Regions from separate parts of the Mus musculus genome. Here region 1 is linked to region 2. The links are chromatin loops, found by intact Hi-C in ENCODE. Cell type or tissue: left cerebral cortex. All regions are shown on one strand. Links, peaks and the distances in the headings refer to the core of each region. The heading gives the core; the rest is flanking DNA. Region 1 has its middle 70 kb from the start of Gm24471. Region 2 overlaps Mrps27 (mitochondrial ribosomal protein S27).

What was found. Peaks named below come from ENCODE experiments on the same cell type or tissue, not always from the same donor. Only the 100,000 strongest peaks of a DNase experiment are listed, where the experiment ranks them.
Region 1: a loop joins it to region 2, with 7 times the contacts of the local background. A loop is called at or near these places in 3 of 42 quality-filtered maps.

Annotation. Positions count from the first base shown.
Region 1 is chr13:99,754,576-99,770,008 of GRCm38, reverse strand. No RefSeq gene overlaps it. Among named protein-coding and RNA genes, the nearest start is that of Gm24471, 70 kb to the right of the region's middle. In left cerebral cortex, for the core only: no CTCF peak of the experiment used is centred there; DNase peaks (open chromatin) are centred at 5,036, 6,009, 7,974 and 10,550; H3K27ac peaks cover 496 bases.
Region 2 is chr13:99,358,717-99,374,149 of GRCm38, reverse strand. It overlaps Mrps27 (mitochondrial ribosomal protein S27), which reads right to left. Exons shown (of 11, transcript NM_173757.3): 3 at 11,115-11,185; 4 at 8,867-8,925. Among named protein-coding and RNA genes, the nearest start is that of Mrps27, 22 kb to the right of the region's middle. In left cerebral cortex, for the core only: no CTCF peak of the experiment used is centred there; DNase peaks (open chromatin) are centred at 6,992, 7,489, 10,018, 11,224 and 4 more places; H3K27ac peaks cover 979 bases.

The sequences.
Region 1 (15,433 bases), core at 3,324-11,323, 400 kb before region 2:
TGGAGCTTTGTTGCTTTTCCTGTTTTACGACTTTGATGAAACTTTCATCTGCTCTGTAATTCACTTTTGTTCTCTCTTCCTTTTGCTCCTCCTCCTTGCCTTTAAAAACATACAGTTCTGCACTTTTAGGATATTCACCATGTTTAGTCACCACCGCAATTTCTTCTAAAACATTTTCACCATCTCCAAAGAAACTCTTTTTCCCATTACTACCCCTCTCTTGTTCTCTGAAAGGTTTCCGAGATTCACCACATTGACATGTACATTAGCACTTCATCTTTTTCTGGGACTGAAGGGATTTCATGGTATAAATATGTTGGGTTTTGCTTGTTACTCAGTGTGGAAATTTGGGGTAGCCTTAGTGGTAATGCTGCTAAGAACATCTATGTCCAAATTTTGGGTTAAGTGTTCTCTTTGGTATGATTCTAAGAAGAATCCAAGGAATCTAAGAAATTTCTGGATTGCTTTACAACTAGTCTTATTCACCTTCATTGGAAGAGTGTTTTGTTGGGTATAAAACAGTAAGTTGATTTTTTTTTTTCTTTTACTATTCTGTTTTTGCCTTCTTGGGTTCACCTCTTGACTGAAACATGGCTGTCCTTACTTCTCTTCTGCCTTTTTTCCCTCTAGATCTTCTTAAGATTTTTATTCTTTCCACTGGTTTGATTTACTTGCATGTGTCTTTTGTAAAGTTTCTTGTGCTTGGATTCATTGAACTTCATGAGTGGATTCATAGTTTTCATCGATTTTGAAAGATTTTTGTTATCATTTTTCTTTTTTTAGCTCCTGTTTATTACTCCCTCTCTTCAGGTTTATAGTGAGTTGCTTAAAGTAGGTTCATTGATTGTTTAAAAACTGCCTCTGGATATTTTTAGCCCCTTTCCGGACACTGTCCACTAACTCTTTATTCTGTATATATTCTGTGCCGTCTGTAGCTCAATGACTTCCTTTGAATGCACTGTTTTTCATTTTGTTCTGAGCTGTGCTTATTTGGAAACACCTTGGTTCCTCAAGTTTTATGACTGAGAGTATTTTTTTTAAATGGGACTTGGACAACGTTTAGTGGGAGTTAATTTTGCTCAACAGTTGAAACAAATCCATTGCAAGCATTCTATATTGTATGAACTATGACATTATCCCAAGTCTGATTGTTGGAAGCAGGAACTGTTCCTAGTCTTGTGTGGATTCTCCTTCTAGAAACTCTCCTGCTTTAAGTGTTTTGTTGTACACAGGCCCTGTCAAAATGCAGTTCAAAACTCCAGAGAAACTCTCTCCATTTCTCTCACCCTCTCCTTCTTTAACTCTGTCATATATGGGACTGTACGACTTGATAACTCTGGGCAGTTGGGCCTAATTGGACTCACAGCTTGAGTTCTTCAACTTAGATGATTCCTGGTCTCCAACTTTATTTCTTAGGTCTCAGGGATCAGTTTCCTTCACTGTTTGACACCAGGTTCTTTTTTTGTACACTATGTCTATTGTTTAGGACATTCTGAGATATAAGGTAGACCCAGATCCTGTTCCTCCATTTCCTCAGATGTAAAAGGAGTATTCACTTAAGTGGGTAAACTTTCCTATACGTTTAATGCACAGATAATTTATGGATGTATTACATCATAAATAAGTAATGAGTGATGCTGGAAGGAGGGATGGCGATTGGGAGAACAGCTTTCACTCTGTAGAGCTTATTTCTGTTTTGCTTTTTATGACATTTTCCCCTATAACCTATGACATATGATGGTAGTTAATAAACTTTCCTATGAATGACTTTAGCTGTAAAGGACCTACTGAACACAGGGTGCTAGGGAAACTATTACCCTCAGGGACTTGGCTGACAGATACCGAGTTACAATCATCCTTCATCCTTTTTCTTAAGTCTTAGCTGATGCAGAGGGGCAGCTTTGCTTTTTGATTCCATCTTCTGGGAAGGGTGGTGCTAGATGCTTGTTTAGAACCGGAGTTTGACATGGGTCGTCACAAGTCTTTTAGAATAGCATATAAAACATACGCCAGGGTGCCAAACCCTTCAACTTCTCTGGTGTCTTTTTAGCAACTGACTCCCAGATTCTCCTGTGAAATGATCCTGAAGAAGGATAAGAAAAAGCATGCGAAGACTTACAGCCTAGGATGTTCATGGCACCCTTTTACATGACAGTGAGATGCTGAAAAGTCACAAATATCTAATACTGAATTGCTAAGTTGAATTTGGGCCATAATGAAGATGGAAGGTATTTACTGACTTTTGAAATACTAAGCACTAATAAACATTCAAATGTTAGCTCTGTTAAGTGAATAACCAGCTGTCTGCTGAAGGTATATACAGGAGGATTTTGAATTAAGAAATACATATAGAAAGGATATATATTAAAGTGGTTATATTATCCATTTTGTTATTATTATCCATACATATATGGATAATATATACATGGTCTAAAGGCTATGTATTAAAATGATAATCATGTTTATTCCTCAGTGGCAGGATAATAAGTAGTCATTATTCCAGCTCATATGTATAAAATATTTACAGGAATCTTACTATTTTCATAATAAGAGTTTTGGTTGACATCACAGATTGTAATATCTTGTCTGAAGAGCCACCTCTTGGTTCATGCATCTTCTTTTATTCCATTTTCCCTGGTTACTTGTAGACAAAGAATAGCGGACTCCCGAGATCTGTTTGGTTTTTCTCGTAACTGGTGTCATGCTGATCTAGGGTTACTGGTGCTGCATCCTTTTTCATAAGCTATTTCTGGCTGTCCCTTTTCATGTGTAGCCCTTATCCTCCATTTTTAATTGCAGTCTAATGTACAAGTTCCTACTTTCTTCACTCCACCCCTCCCTCTTCTCTTTCTGGGCCACAACTCTATTGCTCCTTTGCCAAAGCCCACCAGCTCTGCTTTTGCTAAGTCACAGTCAGTACTTTGAGCCTCTGAGATGTGTCCGAACTCCTGCTTCACCCAGTGCTCTGTTTATTGATGATTTCCTTTTAGTATTTTCTAATCTTTAATTAGCTTTGAGGTGTGGTAGCCGAAGAGGACTTGGGGAGAAAAGTCTAATACGGAGCTGTAAAGTTAGTGAGCTGGTTAGGTCATTCCCAGTCTCGACTACTGCAGTCTATATATAGAGGTGCACATCCACACTTAATGCGTGGAACTCTGTGTCCCTCCCAACTGGGCAGGGTCAGTGTATTCTCTGTCACACCGAAGCTGGAATCCAGATGCTTTGATCAAAGGAGGAGTCATGACAAGAGGATCTTTGCATATGTTTCATTGTTGGACATGTCTCCCTGGTCTTCTGCAATCATCCATGTAAAAAACATTCTAGAAACTTTTCAGGAATGCAGAAAGATTGAGGCCCAGAGAGTAGACCTAAAACCAACCTGTGGCTTAAGGATCAGGTGAGGAACAAATGCTGATGATACAGGTATGGACAATAGCACTGTCCCTGAATCATGGTCACTGCATTATGGCCACCAGAGAGAGAGAAGCTTCTCAATTAGATACAAAATATTTCATAGCACCCTCATCTTCCTTTGATTTTCTAAAAGGATTTTGAAAGACAAATCTTTCTTTCTTTTCTTTTTCTTTTTTTAAAGATTTAAAGTACTTAAAAAACACAAACCAAACATGCAGTCTTTGGCACCATGTCACAAATCTTAAAGGTCAAATTTCCCTTGTCTACATTTAATGTGATGAGGGAATGTGTTGGAACCAGGCTACCTCTCCTCTCCCTATCCTGCTCTGTCGACCGACCTCTGTGCTGGTAAACACCCAAGAGCACAGAGCACAAGAGCACAGAGCCAGGGTAAGGAGCCTGTTGTCTGCACTCTCACAGCCCAGGGAACACTAAGTAAGTGTTAAAATCCACTCGGTGGTGGCACTGATCCAGCCTGTGTTACGGGGAGTCTTGAGAGCACAGTGGTTCAGATTTCAGCCAACCCCTGTGCTCAGGGTTTGAAGCAGAGATTTGTTACATAAAAACTAAGGCTCTGGGTAACCACTTACCTCCGTGTCCTTGTGTGTAAGATGATGACAAGAAGAGACTCTTTCTCAGAGGTTTGATATGAGGGTCAGATGAATTCCTCATGTCTGCTGCTTATGCTTTGGGCACAGTGGTGGTAAATAGTATACTATTGTGTTTGGTGCGGCAGGAACTCAATTGTTAAATTTTCTTCTTGAAGAATCTTACACATGCATGTAATGAGGTTTGGAAGAAAGGGGGAAATCAGGATTAACAGCGCCACAGACTGTGTTCTGCACAATAGTAATTTTCAGCAGATGGCATCCTCGATGAAAAGTGATTTCATTAAGGAAAGGGTTTACCCTGTGCTAGGTGAGGCTCCTCTTTCCAGCCTCAGGAGTAAAATTTCATCAGAAGGCCCAGCCTGGAGATCAGCACGGCTGATGGCAGTGTCTCTGTGGGGCAGAAATGGGACTCAGTGGATCCTGAAAGACGAATTGAAGCTAAGGGGTATGCTTTTTGCAGATGGGACTGGACGGCAGAGCCCAGGTTAAAGTTTTCTGATTCCTTCTGTTGCTCATACCTCTGCTTCTAGCCTACTGCTGAAGACTTGGTAGTGGGTGGCTTTCTCCTCCTTTAGCTGATTGTGAGGAGGGAGGCCCTTTAACCAGGGCTATACTTTACATAGCACTCTCCAGATGATAGAGTTGGTGCCGAGATAGAGTTTAGAGAGTAAAGCAGGGTGAACAATCTACGGACACGGTACCGGTTACAAAGTGGATGGATGAAATGGACAGGGGAGCCACTAGGAAAACAAACTTCCTTTAGCTCTCAAATCCCTACTGCGTTACTGTTTCCTCTGTGAGGTCCATGGACAAGCCGCCCACCGAAGCCCAGACAGGATCTACCATTCCCAAGTCTTCCATTTTTAAAGTGAAAGTGCAGGTCCCTGCTGGGTACTTGTGTCATCTGGAGAATGAATTTATTCATTATCATGATTTTACAAGATGGGAGAAGCCATAGGCTCTTGCGAGGGTGGGGTTGGTAGTTGCCCAAGGCTCTGTTAACCACAAAAAGTGTTTCTTCATGATGGGTGGATCATCTGTGGTCGCCTCTGCTCTCCTAGTGTCTGCTGCCTTGGAGCCAGGGCTGGAAACAGGAGCTTGCTAGAAGGTGTTGGAGGCTGGGTGGGAGGGGTAGGCAAATGTCTCTGTGTACACCCAAGAGGACTTCAGAACTGGGGGACAATGACTTTTGGGTGAACCCTTAAATCCTGGCTTCATTCTTTTTTCTGTTTATACAGAATAAAAGTTAATGGTGTAATCTTATGTCACAAGGTTGAAGGGAGATAGAGAGGGAGGGGTTGCTTTCAGGATGCACTTTGGGATGTGAAAGAGAAGTGAGAAGGAAGTGGGGGGGGGTAAGAGGAGAGGGGAAGCATCTAAAGCTCGGGCCTCCTCTCCTCTGTGGAATTGAGAGAGACACTGGAGCCCCTGGAGCCTGCCCTCTCCTGCACCACCTGGGCCTCGCACAGTGCTTGGCAGCCAGCTTGGCTCATTAGCATTTCACAGCCAAGGGGCAGCTCACAGGATGTTCTCTACAGATATTTCGATTGCTGGATTAAAAATGGTCCCAGGGCATGGATTAAAATAATCCCAGGGCATTCCTGGCCCCTATTCTTCCATATGGCCAGGCAGAGGCCTGACTTCTTCATTCTGAAGAGGGTTTTGTCAAGGTCAGATGCCGATGCAACACCGGAAACGCTTTCATCATACCTGTCCCTCCCCTGCCTTTCCTGCCTATTTTCCCTTTCTTCCTCTTTCCCTACAGGCTTTGCTTTGTTCTATTTTTCAAATATACTGATTGCTGGAAGAGAAACAGAGCCCAGGGACCAGAAACAGTGCACCTCTGCAGGCCAGACTCTGCCATTCTGAGACCAGATGCAAGAGATGTCCCTGAACGATGAGCTTCTCGTGCTAATGGAATGCGGTTGTCAGGGACATCTGTGCATCCATTTTCTCTTGCTGCTCCACAAATTTAGTGATTTAAACCAGCTCCAAGTAATTTCCTCTCCGTTCTGTAAGTCAGAAGTCTGGTCACAGCATCATAGACGGATCCTCTGTGGTGTCTCTCTGATGTGGGCAGGCAGTATTTTCTTTCTGGGAGCTCTGGAGCTGCTCTGTTTCTTAGAGAATCCAGGCTCTTGGCTGAGTTTATTTCTTTGTGACTTGGGTTCCTAGTTTTGTAAGACTCTGGGGAGCCTTAGCTTACCGGGGACCCCTTGGAGTGAAACACGTGGAGCTGGAATCGATGCAAAAAGCAAGAGGAATTTATTGTTCCAGTGCACTGGGGTCATCCCAGACCTGAAGGAGAGGTGACACCCCCCAACACCCTTTCGGTGAGTTTTCATATGGTTTCCAGGGGCAGAATAGAGCATCAGCAACTAGGCACAATATGATTGGCCAAACAGTGCACCCTTTAAACTGATTGGTCTTTAGGGAATGAGGTGACAAGGACTTCCATTGTCTGAAGGTGAACAACACAGAGTCCTGGAATGTGTTCCATCCAGCTGGTTGGTTCTGCCCTGTTTTCTGAGAAATGATCATTAGCCTCAGAGGGGCAAGTGTTTCATGACCTTCCCCAAGTTCCTGAGCTGACCTTTTCAGTTTCTTGATGGCTGCAGACTCTCGGCTTGCTAAGACTTTGGTCTTAAAGTCTCCCCTTTCCAGGTCAAGCTTTCCATGTAGCCCCTCCCGCAACAACAATGAACGCCCTCTCGTGCTTCCAACCTCTGACTTTACATTCCTGCCGAATCTCTCAGGCCTCTAACTAGAGGAAGTTCTCTGCTTTGAAAAATGTTCATAATTAGAGAATCTAGGGTAATTTTCCATTTTAAGGCACGGATTGATAGCTGCATTCCACCTTAAAAGGCCCTCTTATTACTGTAGCAGATGCACATGCTGAATCTATGGATTCAGGTTAGACGTCTGGGAGGGGGAATTTATTTTGTCATTCAAGACATTATAAATAATTCACCAACTGCCTTAAAGCCCAGAGGTGGCACATTGCTGCAACCTTTTCTGAGGAAGCCTTACATTTCCACTCATTGATGGACAGGGCCAGCTAGAGAAGAAAGGATTCTGAAGCCATAGGCAAGGGTGGGCCAGGGAGAGCTTTGACCCTCAGAGAATCAATGTCTTCTTCTGAAGCCCAGAACTTCTAGATCTACCTTTTCACTCAAGATGGCCACAGGGACATGGAGAAGTGACGTGAGTTGGCCAATGTTGATGGGCCCCAGAGATAAATGTGAAGTCTGAAGGGGGCTTTTCAGAATGTGAAAACGGTTGGCCTGTTTGCACTGAAGAAATAAATAACTGTTTTTCTTGGCATTGTGTGTTGACAATGATGATGGTCTTTCTATAGAAATTTATAAGTGGTGGCCAGCAAGAAACACTCCACCTTATTCTTTTTTTTTTTTTTTAAATATTTATTTATTATTATATGTAAGTACATTGTAGCTGTCTTCAGACACACCAGAAGAGGGAGTCAGATCTCGTTACGGATGGTTGTGAGCCACCATGTGGTTGCTGGGATTTGAACTCTGGACCTTCGGAAGAGCAGTCGGGTGCTCTTACCCACTGAGCCATCTCACCAGCCCCACCTTATTCTTTCAGTGCTTGGGTGTCATCATAATCAGATTTCATTATCATTCCTTGACTTGACCACAATCCTTGCTTCAGGGTCAGAAGAAAATGTGGAGCTCACAAACCAACTGTTCTGGAGCTCCAAGGTAAGAAATCTGGCTAGGAATTCCACATCCCTGCGCCTCCTCCACTCCGAGTGGAGGCAGACATTCTCCGTGGCTCTATTCAGATGTTCAGGCAGTGAGCCTGGTCCACAGGGAGACTGGCTCACTATTCAGGGGCCCCCTTCGCTTGCCAACTCTTCTCACCCTGGTCTCCTCTTTTTCACAGTCTAGAGACACCTACCTCCGTGGGATTTACATAAGCCTGAGCAAAGAGCGCTCCAGCTAAGAATATATCCACCCCTCTCCCTGGGCAACGTGCCTGAGAGGTGTGAAAACTGACTCACTGCACCTCTGACTCAATGAACAGACAAATGTATGAAGAAACTCCTGGATTGATGCTGCGGGGAGAGCCCAGTCTTTTTAGCACAGGAAGAAAGAGATGGCTGTTACGAAGTCAAGTCCTAGAGGGTAGAAGCTTTTATTTAAGCACTCTCTCTCTTGCTCTCTCTCTCTCTTTCTTGAATGCTTCAGACAGCTTTAGCAAGTGAAGGTTTTCAAGTATCGAGTGAGGCACAGAGAGGATGGGAGACTGAAATAGGAAATGCTCAGCATAATCTTATCAGCAGCAGTGCACGCTGGCTGTGGGATTTGTCTGGGCAGTTCAGGCTTGGATGGTTTTCCCACACACCAGAGACTCCCTGATTGCCAGAGCGTGAAATGCTAAGACCTGTAACTCTAGGACCAGTTCTTCTGGGCAGAAAGCCATAGCCTACAGGAGAACCATGGTATGTGGCAGCCCCGTGAGCAGCCTGAGGTCTTCAAGATCTCTAGATGCCTGTTGTAGTGTTGTCCATGGAAGGAACCATGTCCATTTCTTGGCCCTCATGACAATGTCCCTGATAGGTATGGTCATTACCAGTTTAGTTTTCTCTAGGTTGAGTTTCTCCTGCCTTTGCCTGCAGAAAGGTCTCAGGTATTGATCAGTTTTTTTCTTATACTTGACAACTGAGACACAGGTCTAGCAAGGACATGGAGAAGTGTGTACAAACAGCCAGTGTCCATCAGTGATAGCTTGCTCTTTGCTAGTTGATAGCTGCAGCTTGGACCATTTAGTTCTAAGGGAGGCACTTCTGGTTACACATCCAATAGCCAATCTTACTGATCTTAGCTTTCCTGTTTCCATGGTGAACAATGCCACCTAAAGCAACTTGGGGGGATGGGTGGGGGGACATTATTTGGCTTACATTCCAGGTCATAGTTCATCACCAAACTCTAGCAGGAAATGAAGAATCGTTGCTTAGTGGCCCACTCCCTCTGACTCTTGTCAGTCAGTTTTATTATACAACCCAGGGCCACCTGGGACTCTGGCACTGCTCAGAGTATTGAGTAGCATACCATTTCTCTACCAATCAACAGTTACAACAGTACCCCACAGGTGTGGTCACGGGCCATTCTGATCTGGGCAATCCTTCAACTGACACTATCCATCCAGGTGATTTCTGGTTGTGCCAAATTGGGCATAAAAACAACCAGGACACCTCCTTCTTCCTTGCTGAAGGACTCAACCTCCTGCCAACATTGAAGTTGGATTGTAAAACCCTAGGCGCTTCCTGGGATCGCTGACTTTGTGAACCTCAGCTTCAGGTCTTACTAACTGTGACCTCTGGCAAGTCATTGAACTTCTCTGTATCCCACTTCCTCATCTGTGATTGGATGTAACACTTCCTGACGACTGCACTCTGCTCCATATTACTCCTTAGGTAGAGTTTCTGACCTACTGCAATCACAAGCCAGTCCCTACTGCGGCTCAGGTACAGACACGTCAGGTGCTACTGACCCCGTGGATGGAGGAGAATGTCTGTTGAGGAGCTTCTGTCCATCTCCAGTGCTTTGTCTGCCTCTTTGTGATGTCTGAAACTGCAGAGGCTATTCCAATCCAGAACAATTTGATTTGGGGATGCTTTGTTTATGGGATAATAAGCTGTAACTCTTTTAGCAGCTATGTTCAAAACCATTCTAAGTGGTAGACCTAGTAATGACATAGAAAAGCAGTGCATTTAAGCCACACAAGGATTCATATGATATTTTGCTTTAAATTTTTCTAAAACTCAAATTGTTTTACATTCACAAATATATATGTATATATGAAAAGCTTATAGTGAAAAAAGGGGGCATTCATGTTCCCAGTTCTCAGGTTAGCTAGCTAACTACCACTTTCAGTCTTTTATTTGCCTTCCCAGAGATTTCTGAAAATAAACACAAAGTAAATGTAAGCAAGATACAAAATTGCTTACCCTCGTGGTAATATAAACATTACAAAGCTATACATCATCTTGTTCCTGACTTTATTCACTTATGATATTTTGGTAATAATCAGATATTCCTGAGTAACATAGAAAGAATCACTGTCTTCGGGTGATGAGGAAATGGCTCTGCAGTCAAGAGCATCGGTGGCTGTTGCAGGGAACAGAGGTTTGTTGCCACATCCCATGTAAGGCAGCTCACAACTGGCTGTAAACACCACACACACACACACACACACACACACACACACACACACACACAAATACATCTTTAGTAACTTAAAAAAAAGGTGTTATTACAAAATGCTGCACTGAGTTAAACTAGCTCCTTTCAGCGAGTATCCAGGTTCCCTCCCATCTTGATTGCACTGTTGCAATTAATAAATGGTATGCTCACTGTTCTGTGGATATGCAAATATGTCTGTAGAGAGAATTCCCCAAAGTGGAATTACTGCATCCCAGAGCACATCCATCTGCAGCTTTGGTAGCTATTGCTAAATTACTGTCCATATGGGCCATGCACATTTATACTCCCGCCAGCAAGGTACGAGAGCGTCCGTCTCCCACAGCCCTGGCAACAGGATATCAGATTTGGGAAGGTTGCCAATTTTATGGTGAAAAAAATGGCTTTTAGAGTAGTTTAATTTGCATGCATCTCATTCTGCGTGCAAAAGAGCACTTTAAACATATTAAGAGCGATTTATTTATTCTTTGCATTGTCTTTATAACATTTCTCTGCTTTGCGAGTGAGTTATGGGTCTTTTTCTTACCTTCTCCGGGGCTTTTTACATACTAACAAGGTTATCATTACTGTCTGCAATGAGTTATATCTTCTAGTTTGTCCTTTGTGGTTTATTTTAATTATATGAGGACTTAATTTTTTTAAGTGGAGGCTTTAAAATTTCCTTTCGTTATAGAGGTGGATTTATCAGTTTTATTTTCGAACTTCATGTTCTGTGAAATTATGAAATATTTCAGCCTATTCATCTATTACCTTTGATTGATTGGTTTTTATTAAAGATTTCATCCATTTGGAAATTACCAAGAGGTGTGGGATGATATTAGAGTTTAAGATGAACATTTCTGAGATAGCTACCAGTTGGCCACCATTACTCAAGTCTGTTGTCTTCACTAGGACACTGCTGCTTTCTTTCTCTCGCTCCCTTGTTACTCCTGCATTATTCCTGAGCCAGCGTGGTGTGACTTGATTTACCTTTGAAGAATCTTGTTTGCTTAGTCGTCAGTGTGACCTTTGGAATTCCTTTAACTTCATGTGTCTTCTTTGGTTGCTTCCCACTTTATTTTTTGAGACAAGGTCTCTCATTGAGCCTAGAGCTCCGTGACTGGCTCCACATGTTGGCCAGTGAGCTCCAGACACCTTCTGGTCTGGCCCTGCAGTGCTGATTGTAGGTACACAGTACCATGCCATGCTTTTTCATGGGTACTGGGGAACCCAGACTCACATTTTCAAACTTGCAGGTCACTTCACCAACCAACTAAGCCATTTCCTCAGCTCCAAGATGAACACAGCTTGACACAAGAGAGGAAAAGGACATTGACAAGTCTTGTCAAAAGGTCTGGCGTCCTTTTCCATGTTTGTTTGTTTTAACATCCGTATGCTACTATTTATTTAATGTGTGTATTTTTTCATAAATTTATTTACTCACTTTACATTTTAGTCACAGTCCCCTCTCCCTCCTCTCCTCTCACTCTCCCACAAATCTCTCCCCCCTCATTGCTCCCTCCCATTCTCCTCAGAGAAAGGAAAGCTGAGAAGCCTCCCCCTTGGGTACCACCTGGCCCTGGGACATCAAGTCACAGAAGGACTAAGTGCATCCTCTCCGACTGAGGCCCAACCAGACAGTCCAGTTAGGGTCAGGGGATCCAGTGGCAGGCAACACTGTCAGAGAAAGCCCCCATTCCAATTGTTAGGGGTCCCACATGAAGACCAAGCATCTGCTACAAATGTGTAGGGGGCCTAGGTCCAGCCCTTGCATGGTCTTCGGTTGGCGGTTCAGTCTTTGGCTGTGGGTCTCTGCATCTGTTTCCATCAGCTGCTGGATGAAGCCTCTCAAGAGACAGTTATGTTAGGCTCCTGCCTGCGATCTCAGCAGAGTATCATTAATAGTGTCAGGGGTTGGCCCTCTCCCATGGGGTGGGTCTCAAATAGGGCGGTCATTGTTTGGCAGTTTCTCTCTGTCTTTATTCCTGCACACAAAGTTTGGGGCAAAGGTTTTGTGTGGGAGTTGATGTCCTCCTTCCACTGGAAGTCCTGACTGCTTGAATCTCACTCAGAACGGGGAAATAAGATCATCGTTGTAGGTGAAAGGAGGGAGGGAGGGAGGGAGGGAGGGAGGGAGGGAGGGAGGGAGGGAGGGAGGGAGGGAGGGAGCTGGGTGGCAGAGGTGGTGAGGAGCCATGGCTGTCACTTTACTCATTTCTAAGCATGTTCTGTTGCATTCTGGAATACTTTAAAGATTTCTTTTCAAGGTATATATCTTGTATCTTTACTGTTAAGTTTACTCCTAAGAAAGTTATCTTTTTAATTGTAGTTCTTGCTGATGTAAAGAAAAACTTGTAACTCCTGACTCCTACCCATTAGTTTTCTGTCCTCCAATAGTATTGATAATAAATTTGGCAGCTTGGGTTTTTTTTTTTTTAGCAGCCTTTAAAAACATCAATTTCCTTGGGGTTTCTAGGTAAATATATCATCAGCATATAATTAGCAAATAGTTTTGTCTCTCCCTCTGTATTGTTATACCTTAAAGTTCCCTCCTGCACACTTTATTGGCTAGAATGCCAGTAAAAATTAACAAAAACAGTAGTAGAGGGGGTGTGTATGTAGCTCAGTGGTGAAGGGCTTGCCTGGCATGCACAAAGCCTTGGGCTTGATTCCAGCTCCACAAGAAGCTAGATGATGATGATGGTGATGATGGTGATGATGTTGATGATGGTGATGATGGTGATGATGGTGATGATGGTGATGATGGTGATGATGATGATGATGATGAATCTAGATAAATTCACACTGGGAAATTTTTACTGTCTTTCTCACTGACAAATAGAATAAGCATACAGAAAATAGTGAACCCTGCTAGTTGTGAAACTGACTTCATTGGTGTTCATAAGAACTAAGGAACTCCAAGGCATAACCACAAAACCTTCTGCACATAAACTATTGACATTATTAAGTGACAAGCTATAGGAGCAATGTGCAAAAATCAATACAGTCTCTACTTCTGGACTATACAATTAGAAAGTTAATTTTAAGAAGTTTTCATTTCATTTACTGTAACATCAAGGTAAAAATCAAACAGCCAGCAAAGATCTAATAAAAGATATCTAAGACTTAGACACTGAAAACTACAAATATTGTTGAGAGAAATTAATTAAAACCTAAGGGAGGGATTTTTTATGGACTAAATAACTCAGTTTAGTGAAGATGCCAATTATCTGTAAACGGATCTGTAAATTCAATATACTCTCGTGCAAAACCCCCCGGCAGCTGTCTAGTAGGAACAGACAAGCTGGGTATAAAATTTATATGGAATTATAATTGGTCATGAATAAATAAAATACAATCTTGAGCAAAAAAGTTGGAGGGCTTATTTTCCTGGTTCTCAAGTCAGTTTTGGCAGAAAAAAAAAAAGGTCCATTCATGCAAGGATAACATTCTTTTCCTTAAATATATGTGGGTGGGTGGGGGGCTAGGGTACAGCTCAGACACAGCTCTTCATGTCTAGAAGCATGAAGGCAGCTTACAGCAAAACTGGGACTCCAGACCAAGAGGAACAAAGGCTGTGTTGATCAAGTGGTGCTGGGCCAATTACACAGACATCTATTTACAAAACAGAACAAAGTAAGACTTAACCGCTACGTACCATAAGTGAGTTCCAGGTGGGCGATAGCCTGAGTGTAGAAAGAACCTTCTAGATCTTCTACAACATCTGCTTGGTTTGCTATGGCTTTGGGTAAGCAAAGATAAACGGAACATTGAACAGTGTGCACCTTAGCGAAGGTTGAGAAGTTGAACAGCATAGACATTAACATCTCGTGTTCATCCAAAGAACTGAGAAGGCACGGCACCACATGAGAGGATGCTCTCAGCACACACAGCAAAGAGCTCATTTCAGAAACAGCCTTGCACTAAGAGGAAAGCGAATTGTTGTTGTTGTTGGTTTTTTGTTGCTGTTTGCTTGTTTTGGCTTTCGAGACAGGGTTTCTTGGTATAGATCTGGCTGCCTCAGAGCTTGCTCTGTAGAGCAGACCGCCTTGGAGCTCACAGAGATCCACCTGCCTCTGCCTCCCCAATGCTGGATTAAAGATGTGTGCCACCACACCCAGCAAATAAAAAGACTTTTAAAAAAATGAATGAGAGGGGCCTGGAAAGATAGCGCAGCAGATAAGAGCACTAGCTGATCTTTCAGAGGACCCAGGTTCCAGTCCCAGCACCTACATGGTGACGTACAAACCGACTAACTCTATTCCCAAGGGGTCCAACACTCTTTTCTGGCCTCATCAGGAACCAGGCACGCACACGATGCACAAACCTTCACTCAGGCAAAACACTCATACATGTAAGAACAAATGAATGAAGTAATAAAAAAACAAATAAGACAACTGGACATTCAATATACATTAATTGTAAAGAGCTGTTCTAGTTTTTTACTGGTCTGGGATGCTTAAAGGCACCAAGAAATGAGCCCCATATTGCCAGAAAGGTGATAGGAAGAGATCAGATCTCCATATACCAGTTTTGAGAAAATCCCACAGCTGCTAATAAAGTTAAAAGGCACATGTGACTTAGACGCTAGCAATTCATCTCTATATAGCTAACAGAAGCACAAACACCACCAGATGCAAAGAAAAAAGAGAATATTCATCGCCGCGTTGCTAAAATAGATCAGAGTTGGAGAGACTCCAAGTAGCTGTCAAAAGAAAAATATTGGGGTGAATCATGATATATGTGTACAATAAAAAGCAGGAGTTGAAAAAAAATGAATCTATTTGGATCCTGCTTCATCACAGATAGCACATGTACTGTACCACTCCATATGAATACAGTTCAAAATGAGGCAACTCACGATTACACTGTTAGGCTAAACATATGTTGTCCCCCATGTGTGAGGTGCTCTGACTAAAACAGAGTGGGTCACGGGTTAGAACTTAGGGTAGCGCTTATGTAGGGGAGAAGGAGAAGGCTCTAGAAAGGCTTCTGGGTTGCTGACCATGTTGTTGATCTGGGATGCTCTTCGTTTGGGATTTCGTCTTCTGCAAGTAGCTGGAGCAGTCACCATTTATTAATCATCTGATGTGTGTGTGTAATAGCAGCTCAAGGGTCGGCACAGACCATGAACGCATGGACACTTTGCAAGTCCCTCTCAAGAGTGCAGAGGAGGGCTCAGGTGTGCCAAAGCCATAT
Region 2 (15,433 bases), core at 4,254-12,253:
TTCAGAGGCAGGAGACATAAGGATAAAGAGTGCACGAAAGTTAGCGGGGATCACTAACACTATTTATGACTGAAACCCACGACGGATCAGAAGCCCCAGTCTTTCTGTGACCTAGTCTTACATGGACTGCTTTTTTGTTTGTTAATCATGACAGAACTGACTGAAATGCTGACAATACCATTTAAGCGTACAGTGTTTCTGAGAAGCTAAGCAGACCAGGCCCTCATGCTCACAGGGTCTGAGGCTTTGGGCTTAATGAGAAAGCCAGGTGTTCCCCCGGGGAGCCAGTATCTACAGTCAGCTTAACAGGCTCCAAGTCACACATCAAACTGGAGCTTAAACTGCCTCTCCCATTCTGCTATCAAGGCTTGAAAGCACCCACCCTCCACAATACAAAGGCGGTCATACGGCTGCTGATCTCTACATGTTGGCCTTTCTTTAGGGCTGACTGTCCGTCACAGTTTAAGGTCTCATCCCAACTCTGTTCTGGTTACCACCGAGACGGCCTCTGACGGCCACGCACAGGCAGATATGCTGGCCTGCTCCCTAAGCCCTGGGTTCAAGTCAGGTTTCCACCCATGGCTTCTAGAAGCTGACTTGCTCACCCCAGACATTACAGAGGTGGCTTCAATTTCAATTCAGATTCTAAAGTAGAGAAGCCTCAGAGGCCACCTAGACTGCAGGTGCCCAGCTGCTGCCAGAATGCCAGGCAGAGCCAATGGCAATGCTTTGGCAAGTGTGCTCCCTCCAAAGCTCTGTAGCCAGCTCTCCTCTAAGGACTAAGTATGGTCAGAAGGCAGAGGACAGCAACCTAGAAACACGGAGGTGTCCATAACAAAGTGAATGTCCAGCCTCCCCCGCCCCACAACTGCTTCCAAGGCAGCACTTCAGCCATGTTCCGGTCCTTTTCCCATTAGCCAGGGCTTCATCTCCAACCCTCTTTGCTTTCAACTCTTCATTAACTCTGTTGATTTATTTTCCCCTCCTGTGTATAATCCATTTCTCTCTCCATTTCTACCGCTGATTACCACAGGTCAGATCTTTATCACTGCAAGCAGGGAAAATTAATTTCCTTCCTACTTTTAACCATTTAAGTAAAAAAAAAAAATTGTTACTAATCTTCATGGAATGAATACCTTGTTATAATACACATTTCTCAAGAGTCTACTGATGATAATTACCTGTGGGTCATTAAAAAAGTTCTTCTTGACTAAGAAATACACACTCACAACATAAAATTCAAAAGGTCCAAGACAGAATTCAATGAAAAATTACCCAGGAGTATTTCCTGAAAGAAAGCACTGTTAACAGCTTTTGTATGACAGTTCTTACCACTCAAAGGCATCCTATGTACATACTCCTGTACATATATACACACATGTATCACAGAACATGCACACATGCCACACAAACCATAACTTGTCACCTAATAATTCTGTGACTTACCCCACAGCATATATAAATATACGTCAAGCACTCATTCTTTTTACCATTTCTGCAATCCTTTCTCCCTCTGTCTAGCAACCTTAGCCCTCAGTGGTCTCCACAGGTGCCTCTCTCTCTGATGGCAGGCCCCACAAAGTCAGTTCTAACCTCAACTTTACCACTCAGGTCCTACCTTTTTTTATGCATATTTGTGGATAACAGCATTAATCCCTCTTTCCTTTTACCTCAAACATATTTTAAAACATAAACCTTGTTCGTTTTTTGAAAAAAGACTTATTTATTTATTATATAAATACACTGTAGCTGTCTTCAGACATACCGGAAGAGGGCATCAGATCCCATTACAGATGGTTGTGAGCTGGGATGTGGTTGCTGGGATGTGACCTCTGGTAGAGCAGTCAGTGGTCTTACCCGCTGAGCCATCTCTCCAGCCCCCACCATAACCCTTGTTATAAACACAGGGAACTTACCTATTACATGTGGGTTTGCCTGGACTCTGAACAGCTTCACATACATATTCATCCTTACGGATCTGCAGTCTTTTTGATTTGTAGTGATTATACCATGTCTTTCCTTTGAATACACCAGTTTCAGTGAATTAAGAAACTGTTCTTCTATCTCCTATTGGCTTTAGAACTTCCCTTATAAACAGATCGGATTCATCTTATGGACACAGTAGTTGGTAATTGTCCTCATGTATTCTCATTTTAAACCTTGTCAGAGCAGTTGTTTCAACAGAAAAAGAACAGCTAATTGACACAATTAATCTGTATCTCCATGTCCCTATATTTACCCCCTTTTCTTTTTATCCAAATAAATACTAGACATTTAATACATTTTGTTGATTTGTTTGCTCCTAGTTCCTCCACATTAAGAGTGCATACCAGGCATGGTAGCACACCCTTTTAATTACAGCACTAGGGAGGCACACGCAGGCAGATCTCTGTAAGTTTGGTGCCAGCCTGGACTAGACAGTGCTCCAGGCCAGTCAAGGCTATATATTAAAGACCCTCTCAACAAACAAACCAAACAAACAAAAAGAAAGAATGCATGTGTGGGCTGGAGAGATGACTCAGCAGTTAAGAGCACTGGCCACTCTTGCAGAAATGAAGGCTTGGATCACAGCATCAAACATGGCAGCTCATACCCATCAATAACTCCAGACTGTTTTAGAACAGTTCCCTTTAATACTAACAAAAGGGGATCCGATACACTTTTGTGGCCTCTGTGGGTACCAGGCACGCACGCGGTGCACATACATACTCGTAGGCAAAGCACTCATTCACAAACTACATCTTAAACCACATGGAGATGTAAATGTGTGCACACATGAGGCAAACATAGCATGGGAAGACCTATTTAGACTTTTTAAAAGAACTTTGATAAAGCAGAGCCAGATTAGAATATCCATATTATCTAAGGAAAAGACTACATTAAAAACTATAGCCAGCAAGACAAGATATTTGTATACCAAATAAAGCAAAACGGAGATCAATAGAACAAAAAGTCATATGAAAATTATTACCAAGAGGTTCAGGGCAATGTGAAAAGAGTGTTGTGCTTACAGTAAATGGCCTGGATAAAATTAGGTGTTTTAATGAAAAAAAGGAAGGAAGGAAGGAGGGAGGGAGGGAGGGAGGGAGGGAGGGAGGGAGGGAGGGAGGGAGGGAGGGGAAAAAAATAAGACTTTGAGCCTTATCTTCTATCCTGTGTAAAAACAAACAAAACTTTAAAAAACAAAGCAAGCAAGCAAACAAACAAACAAAAAGCCCTTAACTATTTATAAACATAACTCTAGAACCTAAAATTATAAAATTCTCAAGTAAAATATCAGAGAAAATTATCTATGGTGTTCAGTTGGTAGAGATGTCTTAGAAGACACCAAAACCAACAACAACAAATCCAGGAAGAACTGGATTTCCATCAAAGGTAAAACCTCACTTTTGAAAAATAAAGTAAGTGAATGAAAATATAATACTCAGAAAAAGAGTTTTCAAATTCAGTAAAAAGAAACCAACCACCAAGACGGCAGAAAATCTGAACATTTGTCAAAGGACAATCATAAGGCAATTGCAAGTTTAAACCAAAATCAAAACACATCAATTTAGCTTAATGTGTCAGATGAAGTGCAGAGGAATGAGAGTCCGCTGGGATTATAAAATGGGCTGAGTACTTTGTAACAACTATCAAGTTCTTTAAAAGTTAAATATATCAGAGCTGGAGAGATGGCTCAGCGGTTAAGAGCACTGTGTTCTTCCAGAAGTCCTGAGTTCAATTCCCAGCAACCACATGGTGGCTCACAACCATCTGTAATGGGATCGGATGCCCTCTTCTGGTGTGTCTGGCGACAGCTACAGTGTACTTATATACATAAAATACATCTTTTTAAAAATCTTAAACATGTATCTTCTATATGTTCCAGCAACTCTACTACAAATTTACCCCAGAGAAAGAAAGGACACTATACAAAGATGGACACACAGGTGTTCTTAGTAGCTGGACTGCTATGGCTGCTAGAGCAGAGCCCTCATGGGTGCCAAGTCATCTCCCCATTGTAATAGAGATGGTGGCAATCACGCAGACCACTCCGGGAATGGTAAGCCACAGCTAGGCGAGTATATGAGCTGTATTCCTGTTACAGCTCCAGGCTAAAAGATCAGGGGGGAGAAGAGTAGACTCAGGAGTAGTAGAGGCCAATGCTCTCGCTCTTCTCACCAAGCCCTCATGAGCATCTGGTGAGGCATGAACCAAGTTGGCCCATTTGCTCTTGTCTAGTACAGAGCGCTGACTATAGTTAAGAGTCTTCCCAGGCTTTCGGTGAGGATGGGTAAATAAAGACAGCCACAGCAGCAGCCGGGTTAGAGCGCTGTCCCTGAAAGTAGTTAAGGGAACTGTTCCTGAAAACACTCTAGGAACTGTTTGCTGCCCTTTGACCTTTAGACATAAAAAAAAAAAAAAAAAGTTGGAGTTTCATAGAGACCAAACAATATGGGTTGGTTTGGGTTTTTTTGTTTGTTTTTTGTTTTGAGACAGGGTGACAGGGTTTGTCTGTATAGCCCTGGCTGTCCTGGAACTCACTCTGTAGACCAGGCTAGCCTCGAACTACCCGGCTCCAAGCAATATGTTAACAGAAAAATTTAAGATAGTTGTTGAACAAAATCTCTAAGACCTCAAAAAGCTATTCCTGTGCAAGCCTGCATGCAGCTCACTCCTAAGGAGCCCTGACTTTCCCTCTCCCCGCTGGCACAAACATCTGTACAACTCCACCTTCCAAGGATCCGCCACAGTATTTATGAACACTGAAAAATGAAGCGATTTTGGTCCTTCGGTGGGCTGCCAAGCTAGGACCTGGAGACACACAGGCTGCCATCTGTCCCTTCCCAGCTGCTCCCGACCTGTCATCCGTCTCCACCCAGGGACTCCTGTTATCTAAGCAACGATGAAGGACGCCTGAGGCCGCGATACAGCAGCCTCCCTCTCATTACTGGGTGGCACGTTGCTCTCCGTGACCACACAGAGGTCCAATTCTGAGACAAGGATCCTCTCCTGGAGCTCTGCAGCCTTTTCTATAGTGACAGCAGATTCAACATTCTCCATGCTGCTCTCCAGAAACCACAGGCCACTTTAGAACTGTAAGCTCTCAGTAGAGAATCTGTTGTATAATTGGAGATTCCTGTCACCCTTCAGGAATGACTGTTAATGCTGCAGATTAAATAACCACTTATGATCACTGATGCTTCTAAGTAACGGGAACAAGTTTCATTTCACCACCACAGTCCCCCAAACGATGCAGAAGCCTAAGTGAGCTTTTGCAAATATCCTCACTAAAGAGGTCACCAAAAAGGAGGGCAGAAGTGTCACGGCTAGAGCTGCATGCTGTTAGCGTAGCCATCAAATGCTAACATGGGAACATCAAAAGCTCACTGTCACAATACAGATAGTGGCTTTTGTCGATGGCGTGTTTTTTCCTATGGCATGTACATCTGTAGTTTTGTCTCCTAAAAATGGAGACACATTCGGCCTCCATGTTCACTTCTCTAAGTGTGGACGGTAAGCATGGAGGGGGTATGTGTCCAGCTCAGAACCCGATTAGCAGGCCCAGGAAAGGTGGTCTCCAAAATGGAAAAGGCATGTTCACTGTATGAAACTTTATGGGCGCTCATCAGTGTTCCAAAGGAGATAAAGAACACTACAGTTCTCAGAATAAACAGTGGAGTAGTCCACAGACTCCCAACGCTCCAGGCACTTCCTTTTATCTGTAATCCTAACTTCCCCATCACTCTGCACTCTGTATCACACTCTTGAATCCTTCTCCCACAGTTCCCTTAAGAGCAGTTATACCCCAGCCTGGTCCTTCACGATAGGCTTGCTCTGGGAGACCTGCTCAGGACAGGCAGCACCTTGCCCTCTCACACCTTGCTCACCGCTTAGGCAATCTCAGTCTTAGACTGTCAGTCAAACAGAGCCACAAAGCTCACGCTTACGAACCCTGTAGGTGACAGACAGTAAAAGCGGGAAGCCTTTTCCCTCTCAAAAGGCAGCAAAACAGTAAGTCGGCAACACAAATCCTCTGCCCAGAAGAAAAAGAAAAGGTTTGTAGCTTTTAGTTATTTTGAAAATGAGCAGAAGGTACGAAAGTTCTTAAGACAGAACAATAAATGTCCTCCCTCTATACTGACCGCTGACCGCCTTTGTGTCAGCTGCTGTTGGCTGACTATCCCTGTATCTTCACCTGCTGATGCGGCTGCAGCTGCTGCCTCACCTCACCACACACTGGGCACTGATGGTGCCAAAATAAAGCAGAAATGTCCCCACCCACCCCACCCCGCCCCCGCCCTATTCTCCAGAGAGTGGCGTGGGGCCTGAAGAATCTTCTTACACCTCAGCTCCAGGGGACTCCCAGTACCTAACCTCTCATTTGGAGGACAGAGTACCTATCGGCCACACACTTGGCCTCCTTCCCAGGGCAAGCTGGCATAAGGAAAGAGCGCGTTTGCATTACGGAACTCAGAGACAGACTGCTTCAGGGGGGCTGGGAAGGAAGCAGGAAGACCAGGCAAAAGAGCCTACTGCTCACAGGCCTGCCTCATAGGGGCCCTGGAGCTTTTGTCATCCTGAGCTCCTGGAGGGGGCCTGTGGATCCCCTCTCCAGACTGGTTTTTCCCAAGTGAAACCAATTACACCGAAAGACAAGTATCAAGATACTAAGAAGTTCCGGATAAGGCAGTCCGCGCTGCGTCCTCAGTGCAGCAGACCCAGAGCAGAAGCAGTCTAACTACTGGCCGCTGTGAACGCAGTTGTAAGGGAGCTGCTACAAATGAAAAGAATCAAGGATTTTAATTGGTGTGAACGACAAATGATGCAAATAGTACAGGCATCTGTCATTTATACTCACAACAGAAGAAAATGCTAGGCATTACTGAGATGCTAAAATGTCATTTTTTATGCTTTCCCAACTTGCAGATCTCTATAAATATTCTTTGCAGACTCCAACATAAAAAGCAGATGGAGGCATGAGCTCTCTGGCAGAGGCAAAGGGCCTGTGGAAGCCCAGTTGGACCTCTCCCTCTCTCTGGTCCTCATCTTCCTCCAGTCAGGCCCCAGGCTTCTCAGAGGGGCTGCAGACCACTCCCAGAGAGAACATATTACACCCTTGAAGAGCAAGCCAAACCACACCCATGCATCAGGTCTGTCTCAGGTCCCTCTTCCTGGGTCAGTTTCTCTTTTGAATGCCTTACTTCAGCTGAAGCTTCAGTTACAACCCCACAGCTGGTGCTCTGAGTCAGCCGGCTTTCCAAGTGCTTGCTGACGGACTCCTGGGCTCAGTTTTAACCTTCCCTCTGACTGAGTCACCTTTATCCTTACTTTTTGAATTCTCCCTTCAGATGTAGAGAATCACAGTTTCCAGATTTTTGTCAACGGACTGACTGCCTTAAACACCCGCAGTTTACTGTGGTAACTAGATCATTCTTTTCCTTCATGTTTCATTTTGTATCACAAAGAGTGGATCCCAGTGTGGGCGGCTCCCAGAGAGTAGTGCATAGCCCCCACACATATGTCCCTTCAGCTGTCTCCAAAGCAGCCTTCCTATAGAGATCCCTGGCACCCTGAGATACTGCATGCCCACACTTTCCTGTCTGTGATGTCTAGAGACTTCATGTGTACTCCTGGGAAGAGATGAGAAGGTGCTATGTGCCACAAGTCCTAGGAACTGCAGGAGCTTGAGAGCTACCCATGCCCAGACCCACAGCACCAAGTCCATCAGCCTTCTCCTGGACAGTTAAACTACGGTGGTGGCTACAGGCTGTGACAGGGAAGGAGGGAAGCCTATGCCATGGTAGCAATCAGAATTACTCTGAGTCAGTGGTCACCTTCCTAATACCGTTCCTCATGCTGTGGTGACCTCCAACTATAGAATTATTTTCACTGCTACTTCATAACTGCAATTCTGCTGTTATGAATCGTAATGTAAATATCTGTGTTTAAAAATGGTCTTAGGTGGCCCCCGTGAAAGGGTCATTTGATCCCCAAAAGGCTAGAGGTGGAATTGCTCAGGGAGTAAGAAATGCTGCAGGCAGGACAGCCAGGAGTTGAAGGCTCTCTATGATGAAGACGTTGCTTGATATTCCTTAATGGTAGGCCTGTGTTTTTAAGGTCACTCTGAGGTCAAAAGTCACTCTGTAAGGATGTGAGCCACAATAACAACAGAAGGCCTAACTAGTGGAAGTTTCTCAAAGACCAGGTCTCTGATGGCCCAGCTTAACCCCCGACTTCAGATACTCCAGAGAAACTCCAAGGTGCACGCCTCTAATCTCAGCACTCGGGAGGCAGGGTCAGGCAGATTTCAGAGTTTGAGGCCAGCCTGGTCTACAGAGTGAGTTCCAGGACAGCCAGGGCTATACAGAGAAACCCTGTCTCGAAAAACCAAAAGAAAAAAAAAAAGAGTAACGCTCTAACTCTTCATTCTTATAAGCCTTTCCTGAGGCCTTAACATGTTTTGTATATTCCTCTTAGGCTGGGAAGCAGGGTCATTTAGACAATAAGTATATCATTATCACTATCCTTGCATGGCTTACCTAGACTCTTAACACACAGAAGTATCTACAAAGTCACAAAAATGTTTCAAAAAAGCTAACTCTTATAATGAAAAAGAGGAATCAGAGCTGCTTGGAGTTAAGAGTCTCAGGCATGGTCTACATGGAAAAAGACGACAGCAAAGACATGAATCTTTGTTTCTGTTCTGGACTGCATGCAACTGAGTTCATCTCACACACACACACACAAACACACACAAACACACACACACACGCATTTGTATGTGTGCATATACACAAACTTCTCAGTACCACAAAAGAAGAAGAAAAAACCAAACCCCGGGTGCTGAAAGTGAGTGTGAAGCCAGAGTGACGGAAAAGCTTACTTGTAAAGATAGTACTCTGCAGAATCTAGATCTTCTCGGGATGCAATGTTGTCCACAAACTAGAGGAGAAAAACAATTCTTGGTTGAATACAAATTACGCCACATGTTTGATCTAGATCACGTGCTTATCTTTAAAAGGTATGCACGCACTCTTTTTATTGGAACGAGGCTCCTGTGGTAGTACTCCTTTCTGAAAACGCTTCACATTGGTAAAAACAAACAAAAGGCACACTGTAGCTTCTCTTCTCTGTACTTCTATATTTGGTCCAAAACAAAACAAGCAGCAAGAAAGCACCATTAAAAGCCAAACCCAAACCTTGCTCATACAGACAAGAGTGTCTCATGGAACTGTTTACAGACACTGTCGCCTTTATTGTCTTTCCTCTCCACCCTATACTCCAAACACATGGAACACAAAGTAGAAATGGCGGAGATTCATTTTTAAAATAAATAGAACTCATTTTTATCTTCTGTTCATTAGTGTTTTCTGTTCCTGCATGTGTGAGGGTGTCAGAAGCCCTGGAACTGGAGTCATGGGCAGGCGTGAGCCACCATGTGGATGCTGGGAATTGAACCCAGGCCCCCAGCAAGAGCAGCCAGGGCTCTTTTCCATCAAGCCACTTCTCCAGCTCCGAAATGGTGGAGATTCTTAACTCTGCAACAACAGTGTTCAGAACACTAAAATCTAAGTGGAGGGATTCCGTTTTAGCTGTTTTGACTCTGATTTTAGTGTTGATATGAAGCAACCGTTTTAGGACTGAGGCTTCTTCAAGCTATAAAATCTACTGAGCATTGATTGGTGCTGTGGACGCAGCTCATTGGTAGAGAGTACTTGACCAGCACTCGGGAGGCTCCAGATTCAATCACCAGCACTTGAAAAACAACCTGTGGAAACTCTAAGAGTCTGTTCTTTACCTACGATCTAAATGAGCAGGAAATACTCCCCAGGGTGGATTCTGCTCAGAGGTGGGAGATCTCAAGTCGGAAGACAGAATAGGAGACTAGGTGTGCTGTGAGTGTAACTAAAGCCTCATGAACAGAGAGAGAAGGGAAAGAAAAGGGAGACTTTCTAAAAATAAGCAGGCCCCCTGGGTTTGATTTAGAAATCCATTAAAGGGCAGATAACATGAGGTGCAAACACCAGCCCTGAGCCTGAAAAGCAGCTCTCCTGATAGCATGCTCTGGCACAAACAGATGGCACGGGCCCTCTGGGACTCAGCTGCTCCATCTGGATCAACAGCTACAGGCTTCCGTCCTGACGAGGTTCAGGTTGGAACATGCACACAAAAGCTCTTTAAAGTTCCAAGTGTTGTTTAAATGAAAATCGGGTATTTCAGCCCCCAGAGGGGGAATCACCCTGAAAACAATGGCCTCTCAATCTTCTCCACTGTGGGGGATCTTAGTCCCCAAGTCTAAGGAGTGACAACTGAACAGTTTCTCTAAGAGGACACAGGGCACAGAGAAGGGATCAGGGATGGAGGGAAAGACTCTTCCCTTCCCCTCATCTAGATTTAGTAGCTCTTGACTGAAGGACCCTGCTCACTTCTACAAAAGGTGTTTCCAAGATCTCATCACCTCTGAGGAAGATACAACCACTCTCAAGTTGGGGATGGGGAAACCGGAGAACACTGCTGCCCAGTATGGGAACCTGCTCTTGTCTTGATGGTGATTTCAGGTGGACTTTGATGTTCCAGCCTTTCTGCCTACATGCTGTGTGCATCTGCAAAGTTACCTCATCGTTTGTGCCTTACAAATACCACACACATCTCTCTCATGGCTGCTGTGGAAATGAACACACATGATGGATGCATGGCGAGAAACTACAAGAATGGCTGCTATGGAGGTGCCCTGTGGTGGTTCCTACAATCACTACTCCCAGTTGCTGGCCTCACAGTTCTCCTAGCCATTACCCAGCGGCAGTCAAGTTCACCGCTAGTATCCAGTCTTCCGCGGATGTTACCCGCTACTGAAAATATGTTCACTGCTATGACACTGAAGGATATATTAACTTTAAAAACACAGAATAATATGATCCGAGGAAAATAAATAAATCAGTGATTACTAACTTGAGTCTGGTATATTTATTTCCTTACATTTCAGCCACCACAGCACAAAATATCTACTGGTAATTATAAAAACATACTACACTGTGGAAAGTTATTCCCATGTGACTACTGTTTCTACAGCCCAGCCCAGCCTACAGTCTTGATTGCTTCCTTCTTTGAAAGTAGGTTGGAAATGTTCTTACCCGTGATATTGATAAAGAACTAACAGGCAATTTTCTTTCATACGCTTTGTCCATTAAGGATGCAAGATCAGCTGTGAAGACAGAAGACAAAGAACCCTGTTAAATATACACATTTCTCCAGGAAAATCTAACAGCTCTGACTCCTACCAGATGGCCGAGAACGTCACAAAGTCAGCGTCTAAACAGGTGCTCACTCTTGCTCTTTTTAAAAATTGAGGACAACTATTGAGTCAGTTTTAAATAATTTGATGAACTAGAGAATACAAGCACTTGGGAGGCAGAGGCAGGCGGATTTCTGAGTCCGAGGCCAGCCTGGTCTACAGAGTGAGTTCCAGGACAGCCAGGGCTATAGAGAGAAACCCTGTCTCGAAAAACCAAAAAAAAAGAGTACAAATTTAACTCTTAAAAATGGATTGATAAGGTGCCTCTTCAAGGAAACACAAAGCATGAGGTTTGTCAGTCTGTAGGTGAGAGACAGGCCAGGGAGCCATCACGAGCTCTTACTCCGTAGCAGTGTACGACAGTCACATATAGTAGCCACTCCAACGGCTTTAGAATGGTCATCTAGAATGGTTATATACTTTCATGTATTTGCTCACAAAGCAGAAAAGCCCCTGCCTCTCCTCCCTGATGAGCCTCCACCGCCCAAGTATTGGTTCCTCTCAACAGACCAGTCATCCTTAGGAAACTGGGAATGGGTGACATCACACTCAGCTCAGACCCTAAAATCACCTTGATCCACTCCAAATGGTTTTTGTGTTTGTTTGTTTATTTTATGCATGTGAGTACACTGTAGCTGTACTTCATGTGGTTACTGGGTATTGGATTTAGGACCTCTGCTAGCTCCAGTCAACTCTGCTCTCTGGCCCAGAGATTTATTTACTATTATAAATAAGTACACTGTAGTTGTCTCAGACACACCAGAAGGGGGCATCAGATCTCACTGTGGGTGGTTGTGAGCCACATATGGTTGCTGGGATTTGAACTCAGGACCTTTGGAAGAGCAGTCAGTTCTCTTACCTGATGAGCCATCTTGCCAGCCCTCCAAATGGTTTATGTCACATCCTGTCACTGTTTCTCATGTTTACAGTACTTTCTAGCTTCCTGCACTCTCAGCTCATGGTCCTATTCCATTTCGGTAGAAAGATAATCAAGAGAACATTATTATCCTTGTATCAAATCTACCAGGCCAGTGCTAACTCTGTCCTCATTTGATCTCTATCTAGAGAGATCCTTAAGGAAATATTTATCGCTCACCCCCACCCCACCATTTCTCAGGCTCCGTGAGGATTGTCTTTTCTTTCTTTTGATGTTGGAATGTCCAACTCTCAGTGGTAGAGTATGCTATGGCTTCATGTCTGGGTTCAGGTGCTACGTGATGGCAGTCTCTCCTACAGCTTTAATCTCACAGTTGGCTCTGTGTGTGGATATCTACCCCAATTCTGGCTTTTTATTTCCAGAGCAGCCTTTCCAGTTGTATAGGAATATCTCCATTTGTGTGTTCAACAGGCCTTTCAATTGCATGTCCTCTAAATTCTTCAACTGTCCACTCTAAATATGTGTTCCCTATCTCAGTAAAGAGAGATGGCTGGCTGGCTGGAAAAGCAGGAGTTAGCCTTGATCCCACCGTTTTTCATACTAAGTAACTGGTCATCAACACCTACACTTATTTCATCAACTGCACTGCTAGGCTTCTAATCTCTTACTTCCTGACCACGCTTTAATGACCATTAAAGGGCCTAAGGGATAACTCAGTTGGTAAAATGTTTGCCAAGCAAGCATGAAGTTTGATCATCAGCACGAATTTAAAAAGCCAGCTACGGTGGCATGAGCTTATGATCCCACTACTGAGCAGGCCACTGGGGCTATCTGACCAGGCAGCCAGCTACTGTGCTGAGCACCAGACCAGTGAGCAACCTTGTCTCAAAAAACAATCCTCTCACCTACACCTACACACACACAGGTATGCACAAGCCAGCATCATGCACACAAACATACATGTCATCACCTCACACACACACACACATACACGTACAGGTGTGCACATGCAGCCAGCAGCATCCACACAAACATATATGTCATCACCTCACATACACACACACATGCACAGGTGTACACATGCAGCCAGCAGCATCCATGCAAACACAGTCGTCACCTCACACACACACATACACACACACACAGGTGTGCACATGCAGCCAGCAGCATCCATGCAAACACAGTCATCACCTCACATACACACACACATGCACAGGTGTACACATGCAGCCAGCAGCATCCATGCAAACACAGTCATCACCTCACACACACACACACACACAGGTGTGCACATGCAGCCAGCAGCATCCATGAAAACACAGTCATTACCTCACATACACACACACATGCACAGATGTACACATGCAGCCAACAGCATCCATGCAAACACACAGTCATCACCTCACATACACACACACATGCACAGGTGTGCTCATGCAGCCAGCAGCATCCATGCAAACACACAGTCATCACCTCACACATACATGCACAGGTGTGCACATGCAGCTAGCAGCATCCATGCAAACACACAGTCATCACCTCACACATACATGCACAGGTGTGCACATGCAGCTAGCAGCATCCATGCAAACACACAGTCATCACCTCACACACACATGCACAGGTGTGCACATGCAGCTAGCAGCATCCACACAAACACACAGTCATCACCTCACACACACATGCACAGGTGTGCACATGCAGCTAGCAGCATCCATGCAAACACACAGTCATCACCTCACACACACACACACACACACACACACACACACACACACACACAGGTGTGCACATGCAGCCAGCAGCATCCATGCAAACACACAGTCATCACCTTGCCCTTACAACTGATGTTCTGTCAAGTAAGCAGGTTGGGGAGGCTTTTAAAGATAGTTCAGGTCCTGTTATTCTCTTTCTGAACCAAGATATTTTCTACTAACTACAAATACCCATATAAGATGGTCCCTCGTGCCCTTACAGTAAAAGCGTCAGGGAAGAAGTGAATTCACCAACCTACACTCAGTTCATAGGACAGTTCTGTGAAAAGCATCCAGGACTACCTAAAGGCAGGAGTCAACGGAAGAGAGGATAAGGAATGCACGGGCTCACTTCTCAGGCTCTCTCGGTGACACGAATAGCAAAGCTGGAGGCACTGTGACACACTCTGCTCACTGGTCACTTCTTACTGTGCTTTTAACTATTTCCCTTCTTGCCTCAGGGAAATGGTCCCTATGACTTATAGCAACTGGGGAAAAACAACTTGGTAAAATTCCTAAAACCTAACCTGATATAAAAAGCCTTTTTAATGACTATTTTAAAAGTATTGAAACAGGTGATTGCAGCATCTGTAAAACCTACAAACAGATTCTTAAAACCCCTTCCTATCAGGGATCAATAATACTGTCAAGTGCACCTGCTCATAATTAGACACTCGTGCCACCAAGTCTATAATTCTGACTACTTTTATGTTAATGATCAATATGAAGAATTACCTCCCTTTATTCAAAATTCATACTATATTTTTAAAAAGCCAGGATCAGGAGCTACTGGCCTAATTAAAATGGCCTGCAAGGTCCTCTCCCTTGTCCTTTTCACGCGTATGCACAGCGTGTCACCCTCACAGGACCGAGGCAGCTCGCCGACCACCTTCAAGCATGGTAACCGGATTCCATCTGAAGACTTCACACCAAGGCGCACGTCTTTAGTGAAGTGGAATTGGCCAGGGCCTCCATCTGAGGGGTAGTATTTACACACTGCTCGGGTTCGCTGCAAGCGCTCTGCGTGGCCAAGGCCAATCACCGTGCGTCCCAGAGCTGCTGTGATGAATGAGGCAGAAAGCAGGGAAGGGCGGGAGGGCCGGGAAAGCAGGACAGCTGCAGCATATGGAGGGCCAGCACCACAGGCTCCTGGATGGTGGCCTCCACAGCCAAAGTCACACTCCATGCTTTACTGAGGAGCCAACAGATGCCCAAGTTCTGTTCAATGGGCTGTGCCAAGGAGGTTGCTTCGCTGGGTTCTCGGCTCCCCAGGAACGCTCACTGAAGCTGATGGCTGCAGAGCAAAGAGTGCGGGAAAATGGATCTGAAATACAAACTCATTTAGCAGAATTTTCAACTACACAATGTGGAAATATGCTTAGAAGATGAAACACAGGATAGTATTAAAACGTCTTATTTGACAACAGCAACAGCACTGAGGATCTAAGGACAAAAGAGGATTTACTGAGGATTTTACCACAACAGAGTGAACTCCCAGGGGTTTAAGACTGAATATCTAGGCCTGCC